Regions from separate parts of the Homo sapiens genome. Here region 1 is linked to region 2. Evidence: read pairs that join two places in POLR2A ChIA-PET (ENCODE). Cell type or tissue: Panc1. All regions are shown on one strand. Links, peaks and the distances in the headings refer to the core of each region. The heading gives the core; the rest is flanking DNA.

Region 1 (4,399 bases), core at 79-4,078, 78 kb before region 2:
CTTTTTTTTTCTTTCTCTCTCTCTTTTTTTTTTTTTTTTTTTTTTTTGAGATGGAGTTTTGCTCTTGTTGCCCAGGCTGGAGTGCAATGGAGCAATCTCGGCTCAACACAATCTCTGCCTCCTGGGTTCCAGTGATTCTCCTGCCTCAGCCTCCCGAGTAGCTGGGATTACAGGCATGTGCCACCACACCCAGCTAATTTCCTATTTTTAGTAGAGATGGGGTTTCTCCATGTTGGTCAGGCTGGTCTCGAACTCCCAACCTCAGGTGATCCGCCCACCTCGGTCTCCCAAAGTGCTGGGATTACAGGCGCGAGCCACTGCGCCCGGCCACAATTCTTAATCTAGAGAGTTTCAGACAAGCTCCGAACCAAAAATCTGTTTTCCAAGGTAGCCCACCTTCCCACATGGCAAATCTGTCCTTCAACGACACTGGCTTGGAGAAGGTTCGAGAAGCACAAAGGGGTAATTGCTAAATATTGAACTTCCTAGACAAGTCTGGGAAGAAACAACTTTCTGAACCAGCTAATAATTTAAGTTAAATGGAGCATGAAAAGGAGTGCCTCCACAGTTTACTCAATCTGTAGGATTTCTACAGAAAGCTATACCCAGAATAAGAAATTTTTTAGTAATTAATGCAAAGTCGCTTGTCCTGCAGGCACTTGGATTTTAATACAGTGCTTACAGAGGATTTATTCCTAGACATCTTTTTTAATCAACATCTCCTAACCCATCTGTGCTTCTGCAGTGAGGTTTCTAATGCTGAAGTGCTATGACTATTTCCATTTGCTCCATTATAATTATGCAAAACCATGTGTTTTGTTCTGCCTGATCCCAGTTCAATTTAAACACTGATTAAATTGGAAATAAATTAATGTGGTGCAAGTGTTGATGGAATCATCATAAACTGGCACTTACCCCTGGAAACAAACCATCCTCTAATGAATTAATTGTACTCTTTATTTAGGGAGAACATTAGATGTAATCAAATGGAGTGCACACATATTCACAGGCCCAAATAAATGGGTATGTTACAAGTGTGATAGTAAATTAAGTTAATTTCAAGAGGCTCTCTAGCACAGGATACACAGGCTGTAATTAGAAAAATAAGGAGTCCAGTAAAAGAAAACATATGATCTGCCTTGCCCATTTGACAACACCTTGTCCTTCCAAGGTAATGTGACTTTCAATCAAAGAGAATGGGGATGATTAATTCCTTGATTAATAACATGTACACATTCAAAGTAATGGAAATTCTAGATATTCACCAGAGAAAGTTTCTGCAGACACCACAGGAGTCTTCTACAAACCAGTATAATGCCACAGGCCCTGGGTTCCTTGCAGATAAAATTTGGAAGCTCATTAAAGGTATTTTATGGCTAATCTTTATTTCCATGAGCGTCTTATAAAGAGGAGATAGCTAAATTAGCAAGTGCATTTCCACTCCTAGAAATCACAATATTCCAACCCAAACAGTGAGACAACTCTAACCCAGCTTTTCTGGAGATGAGCCTGCACTGGACCTGAAAGGGTGGAGTTCTCAGCAGTTGAGGCATTCTCTGGGCACCCTGCCTATCTTTGGGGACCCTTGCTGAAGGATGGAAGGGGTCCCTCTAGTTTCCTTCAATTAGAACCCATGAACTTCTAAGAACACGCTATTCAAAATAAGGAACAGATTACTTTCCTGGATGGATAGAGCTCACAATTAAGTGGGCAAGTACAGCAACCCATGTTATGGGAGTAAACCAGGCCCAGGCATAACCCAGGTTCCCTCCAAATAGAGGCATCACAGATACAGGCAATGAGGTGTGCACAGGTAAGGAGAGCAGTAGGAAAATAAAAAGATGCCTGAACCTTTTTAGAAAAAAACCTTCTCAGGCTGAGATAGGTCCAAAATTTAGCACATTTTAAAATAGTTTTTGTTTTTAATTACAAAGTCAGTACTTCTCATTTAAAGCAACATCTGAATTAACACACAAAGAAAAATAACATTTAAAACATCCATAATGCTATTTATTCAGAAAATATTTGTCCTTGCAATGGTATTTGTAATTGTTTAAAAGCAGGATTTCTAAATCTCAGTACTACTGACGTTTTGAGCCAAATAATTACTTGTGGTAGGGGGCTGTCCTGTGCATTGCAGGATGTTCAGCGGCATGCCTGACTGCTAATCACTAAAGGCCAGTAGCACCAACCTCCACCCTGCTTGTAACAACCTAAAGGGTCTCCAGACATTCACAAATGGCCCCTCAGAGGCAAAAATCACTCCTGCTTGAAAACTACTCTTTTAGAGGAATCATATCATACAATTTTGAAACCAGCAATTTTCATTTAATGTATTGTAAGCATCTTTCTATGTCATTCGACACATGACTGCAGCATCTAATTTAACTAGTCCTTAATCAGTCCTTAACTTTATTTAACTAGTTCTTCTTTTCAATGTTGTGCTAAAAAATATAGTGAATATTTTAGTACGTGCATATTTGGGCACATAATTATTTCCTTACGATATATTTCTTAAGTACAATTTCCGAGTCAAGTTTTTGTATATTTTTTATGTCATTTTTCTTTTAAAACCCTTAACACACCTTGTATCATTTTCCATTTGTGATTGGTGTCAGCCTCTGTGACTTTCTTTCCCTCACTATTCCATGTGTGCAAGGATTGCCATCTGTTCCATTTACTATAATATCCCCACCATGTCTAGAAGTGCCTGGCACATAGTAGCACCTCAATAATATTCATTGAATGGGTGAATGGATAACCGAAAAAATAGCAGTTAAACTTTCAAACACTTTGCAGGTTGCTAGTTTTGTAACTCACTCATCTTATCCAAAAATAAACATTTGAAGTTGATCCCAAAGTAATAAATAGGCTATAAATATATCTTGCTTTTAGAGAAGAGGGAAGGGTATTAAGAAGAGGTAGATTAAAAGTCCAAAACCTAGATAGGAGCGGTGGATCACGCCTGTAATCCCAGCACTTTGGGAGATTGAGGTGGGTGAATCACTTGAGGCTAGGAGTTCAAGACTAGCCTGAGCAACATGGTGAAACCCCATCTCTACTGAAAATACAAAAATTAGCTGGGCAAGTGGTGGCAGGTGCTTGTAGTCCCAGCTATACTCCGGAGACTGGAGCAGGAGAATCGCTTGAACCCAGGAGGCAGAGGTTGCAATGAGTCGAGATCGTACCACTGTATTCCAACCTGGGCAAGAGTGACGCTGTGTCTCAAAAGAAAAAAAAAAAAGTCCAAACCCGAACACTTGGGTTTCAAGGCTGCAGTTAGAGTGAAGAGATTTTGGTGGAGATAGGGAAGCAATGAACTATTTATTAAATCCCCATAGCTCCAGAGCTTCTTTAAAAAGTAATACTTATTTACTACCCTCATGACTGTAAAGCTCCCTTCCTGGGAAGAAAATAATAAAGACAGAAAGTGGCTTATTTGTTTTTATAAGTCAGCTAAGAAATTCAGAAGATGCTGCTTTGACTAAATCATTTGTGTTTTATGATGGAAACCCTCCAAAATGAGATTGAATAGTTCATCTGCACTAACACACTGTACCTGTCCATATCTCACTAATGGACCTTGAACTCCAATGTCATTGGGGAAACACAAATCTGATGGTAGAATGTCTTAGTCTGTTTGCTGCTGCTAAACAGACTACCTGAGACTGGGTAATTTACAAGGAAAATAAATTTGTTTCTTACAGTTCTGGAAGCTGGAAGTCCAAGGCTGAGGGACTCGCATCTGGTGAGGGCCTTCTATCTGCGGCATTCAATGGCAGAAAAGCAAAGGGCAAGAAAACACATGGGAGAGACAGAGCCCACTCCCAGAGCCATTTTTTAAAGGCGTTAAACCCACCCACAAGAGTGGAGCCTTCATGGCCTAATCACCTGTTAAAGATACTGTGTCTCAATACTATTACAATGGCAACCAAATTTCAACATGAGCTTTGGAGGGAACAAACATCCAAACTGTAGCAAAGAGGTTCTGATAAAATGCTTCAAGTAATATTCCACTTACTGCTATGCCTGTCCACAGATGGTACAACTCACTTATCTTGGAATAAAAACCCCAATGTCCTCCCTGCATATGTCCTCTTCACCTCCTTTTAAAGTTAGGTGAGTTTTTGTGTGTGTGATAAACCATGCACCAATGGAAGGACAAGATTATGATGAGTGCCTCATTTAGGATCCAAGCAGAAGTCTTAGCCAGGCCTTCATAATTGGGAGAATTAAAGATAAAATATGTAGATCCTGGCAAATGGACCATGCAATCCTCACTGTTTAATTCCAAGGTCGCATCGACCCAGAGAGAATATTAATCAAACTCCAATAAAAAATGAAAACGATTGTCTTTGTACCCTGTTTTACAGCTCAAGGAACATCCAGCTAACTATCA
Region 2 (4,399 bases), core at 332-4,331:
GACATGAAACTAACAATATTAGTGCTTTTCTTGTAACACACTGAGTTGCTATATCAACTTCAAGGTGTTCAACCCTCCTCAATAAATTCATAATGCTGCTGTGTCTTCAGGTACTCCCACTTTTCCAATCAGGAAGAGTTTTTCCCCTGCAAAGTATGGGAAAAGAGCCATTCTGGAAAACCAAGTGTTTCTAATACTATGCCAGTTTTGGTTTCACCATAATGTTAATGAAAAGGTAGCATTCTGATACAAATAGATCACGTGTTTAAAATATTAGTATCTATAAATATGTTTATTATATGCCAACTTAGTTCTTTTAAAAACATTAAACTAGGCTCAGAAAAATCAAGGCTTTTCCTGATGTTTTAATACCACTAAATCAATGATGCCAGGATTCTTAGCTTCTTCCATTTGTTGTCAATAAGCTGTAGACAGCCAGCTATATATAGGTCTTTTTGGTATTTGTCAAGTCTACTGTCTCCATTAATATATATTTACAACACATGTTTAAATGTTTCCCTAAATATCATATTCTTTAACTGAACCAAAAAAAAAGGAAACTCACCTAATGGACAAGGTCAAATCAGATATATTTCTTATTGCTTCTCAAAGTCTTTCCTTATTTCACCTATTATTCAGTATGCAGAGTCTCAGAACTGACTGTTTGCATTTCTATCAGCAGCTGTTTATAGAATGGGGTGTGACTTGCGTTTGCTTATGCAAAATGACTGAGGAACAACAATGCACAGCCATCCAGCCAGTTTCTAACTCAGCCTGTCAGATTACAGTTGGCTTTTTTGCTATTATTGTTGTCCATCTCTAATTTTATTGCATTGTGATCACTAAATGTGGTCTGCTTAACAACAAATTTGGTGGAATTTAAGAGGAATTAAGTGTATTTATTTAGAGGCAGGGTCTCACTCTGTCACCCAGGCTGGAGTGCACTGGCGCAATTATGTCTCACCGCAGCCTTGACCTCCCCAGCTTAAGCAATCCTCTCACCTCAGCCTCCTAAGTAGCTGGGATCACAGGTATGCACCACCAAAAATGGATAATTCTTTTTAATTCTTTTTGGAAGACAAGGTGTCACTATGTTGCTGCCCAGGCTGGTCCTGAACTCCTGGGCTCAAGTGATCCTCCTATCTCAGCCTCCCAAAGTGGTGAAATTACAGGCATGAGCCACCATGCCCGGGCTGAATTAAGTTTTATAAATGTTCCACGATTATGTGAAAACAATCTGTACACCCTGTTAGTTGGATGCAAAATTACATACATTCTAGTCAAGCTAGTTAGTTGTGGTTTTTGATCTGATATATCCTTATTTATCTTTTTGCTACTTCATCTGTTTCTAAGAAAGGTGTGTTGAAACTCCTAGATCATATTCATTTTTAGAAAATAAGCCCAAGGTCATGTCTTAAAGAGGATGAATATAAAGCATAATAAAAGAACAAGCATTGCAGTCCTTATTCAGAGAAGCATTAAATTTGTGCTTTTCAGTCTGTTTTCTATGAAACGCTGGGATTCATGAAAATACTTTAAGAGTTCTGTAAACTTATTAAGATTTTTTTTTCTATGTTTGTTTTTTGTTTTTTTGAGACAGAATCTCACTCTGTCACCCAGGCCGGAGTGCAGTGGCCTGATCTCGGGCTCACTGAAACCACCACCTCCCGGGTTTAAGCAATTCTCATGCCTCAGCCTCCCTAGTGGCTGCGACTAAAGGCCTGCGCAACCACGCCCAGCTAATTTTTGTATTTTTTAGTAGAGATGGCGTTTCACTATGTTGGCCAGGCTGGTCTCAAACTCCTGATCTCAAGTGATCTGCCTACCTCAGCCTTCCAAGGTGCTGGGATTACAGACTTGAGCCACTGCGCCTGGACTCCTTCTATTATGTTTTTTAAAAACTGGAATAAAAAAAAGTATATAGTCAAATAAGTTACATACCAAATTTAGAGACCTCCAAGTTATTTACTTATGCTACTTTGTTAAGCTATTTATGGCTACCTTTAACGTATACATGTTATTTGGAATTCCTATAATTATTAGTTGAGAAGACTGTACTTTGCACTAGACTTCTCTCCTTTGCTTAATCAGAATGGATTAATTTGTCTATTGTGAAATTATTTAAGGAAGTACATGTGAACTACATTCAGTAAACGGCAGTCAAAGCTCAGGCACATGTTTCAGCAGATGTTTGCTTTCATCCTGTTACAACAGTCAATTGAGCAATAAAGAATGAACACAACATGTTGCATCACAACATTTTATTACAGATCACTATAGAGATTATTCTTTGGGAAGTTTGTTGTCTGACTTCTAGAAGCATGAAAGGGCTATTCTGGGTTTGGGCTACTTCTTTTTCATAGCAGATGAGTGTCTTCACAGTCAGTTCCTGCATAGGAAACCTACATAATGTCATTGCAACAAACCTTTCATTGCCTCAGAAAACTGCTCTGGCCCAGCTGGTTGCAAACTTTCTTTAGCAATAAAACTGTTTCTTCAAATAAAATCTTACATGGCACCCCAACATATAAAACAGATGGCAGCAGAGTGATATTCTAATGAAAGGAGTGAAGGTCAAGACACCAACGCCCATAGACCCAACAAGGACATAAGAAGAATCTCACTGTACACATTTAGAAAATCATTGCAGAAAGGTCTACCTACAATGCAGCTCTGAATCGTCTCATTTGCCTTTGGCTTTGTCCCTAAACACTTCCTCTCTGCCTAACCACTTCAGTTGACAGCTCATTTGTAAGATCTGCCACACTCTTTTATTCAGCGTCTCCTAAAGATGCCACCTCTCAGATATCACCTTAACACACTTCTTATCTGGGAGGGATTTGAAATGCTTTGGGTGTCCCTGGTGAGAACTGCAAGAGGAGCTATTTAAAGCTTAAGAGAATGAAAGAAGACCATAGGAAGAGTCTTGAGAACAACCATCATTGCGTCATTCCTGGGGAAAGGGTCCTGGAAATGAGTCCTGGAAAAATCGAGGCCAAACTGCCCAAAAGGCAACCAAAGAAGCAGCATCGACCATGGGATAGGAAACTGGTGTCCTTAAAGGGGCAAGAGAGAAAACTGCAGGGAGGATGTCTGTAACCAGCTACATTGGTGATCCTTTCTTGTATCTAAATGGACACTTTGAGGCCATCAGAAAATATGACCAGATTAGTCCTGATGGGCTCAAAAATCTATATATGGATGAACCCTCAAAAGTCAAGATGTGGTTTGAAGAACACAATGAAATGTTGGTATAGCAACTTTAAGATAACTGAGAATATATTATTTTGTGCTGTATCAGAAGCCACTTTATACTAAATTATAGCACAGAAGGGAATAAAGAGGTACAAAAATTTTTTAAAATACTGATCAAAGTAAAAGTTCAGATTTTCTCTACTAACTTCATTTTCTTTCTATGAATTCAGAAGAAATTTCTAGTATTAGGCTCAGCTAATGTCTGTGTCATGAGGAGTGTTTTACATGAAAGTACCCTTGCTTGAAACCATTACAAAGTTCCAGGGAAGGAGAAAGCGGCATGAGGTAGAGGGGACAGAGAAACCCCTAGCACTCCCTACCTGGCTTCATGTCAAGGCAGCACAAAATCAACTCCAACCCACAGGGATTAAGTACAAAGGGAGTTTTCAGACAGGTGTTCAAAGTCATACCAAGGTCAAACACCAAGAGACTAAGGAGCAGGTCAACAAAGGGGAAGAGTAGTTTATGGATCTGGGAGTCTTGGAGGTCAGCATTCCAAGAATTCAAGAGGACATCTGGGCAGACAACACAGTTCATTAGAGCCCACAGCAACAGTAGCTAGAAAAGACCGGGGGAGGGTGGTGAGGGATATAAAAACTACATATTGGGTACAATGTACACTATTCAGGTGATGGGTGCACTAAAATCTCGGAATTTACCACTATATTATTCATCCAAGTGGCTGGATACAGTGGCTCACACTTGTAATCCCAGCACTTTGGCAGGCCAAGGCAGGTGGATCACTTGAGGCCAGGAGTTCAACAGCCTGGCCAACATGGGGAAACCCCATCTCTACTAAAAAATACAAAAATTAGCTAGGCGTGGGGACACGTGCCTGTAATCCTAGCTACTCTGAAGGCTGAGGCACGAGAATGGCTTGAACCTGGGAGGCGGAAGCTGCAGTGAGCCAAGATCGCACTACTGTACTCCAGCCTGGGCGACAGAGTGAGATTCCATCTCAAAAAAACGTACAGAATAAAATAATAATTCATCCATGCAGCCAAAAACCCCAAAAGCTATTGATTGATAGACAGACAGACAGACAGATAGATACAGATATACGTATCTATCTATCTATATACAAAAAAAAAGACCCATAGTAGTTGTTGCTTTATCAAAAGCCAGAGAAATGTTCTAACCTTCT

Evidence for each region. ChIA-PET counts read pairs that join two places held together with the same protein. Peaks named below come from ENCODE experiments on the same cell type or tissue, not always from the same donor. Only the 100,000 strongest peaks of a DNase experiment are listed, where the experiment ranks them.
Region 1: POLR2A ChIA-PET joins it to region 2 with 5 read pairs; 3 of 35 experiments call an interaction of 5 or more read pairs at or near these places.

What each region holds. Positions count from the first base shown.
Region 1 is chr15:55,171,033-55,175,431 of GRCh38, forward strand. No RefSeq gene overlaps it. Among named protein-coding and RNA genes, the nearest start is that of RSL24D1, 24 kb to the right of the region's middle. In Panc1, for the core only: no CTCF peak of the experiment used is centred there; no DNase peak of the experiment used is centred there.
Region 2 is chr15:55,248,387-55,252,785 of GRCh38, forward strand. The region is part of intron 2 of RAB27A (RAB27A, member RAS oncogene family); the gene reads right to left. Among named protein-coding and RNA genes, the nearest start is that of RAB27A, 39 kb to the right of the region's middle. In Panc1, for the core only: no CTCF peak of the experiment used is centred there; a DNase peak (open chromatin) is centred at 2,225.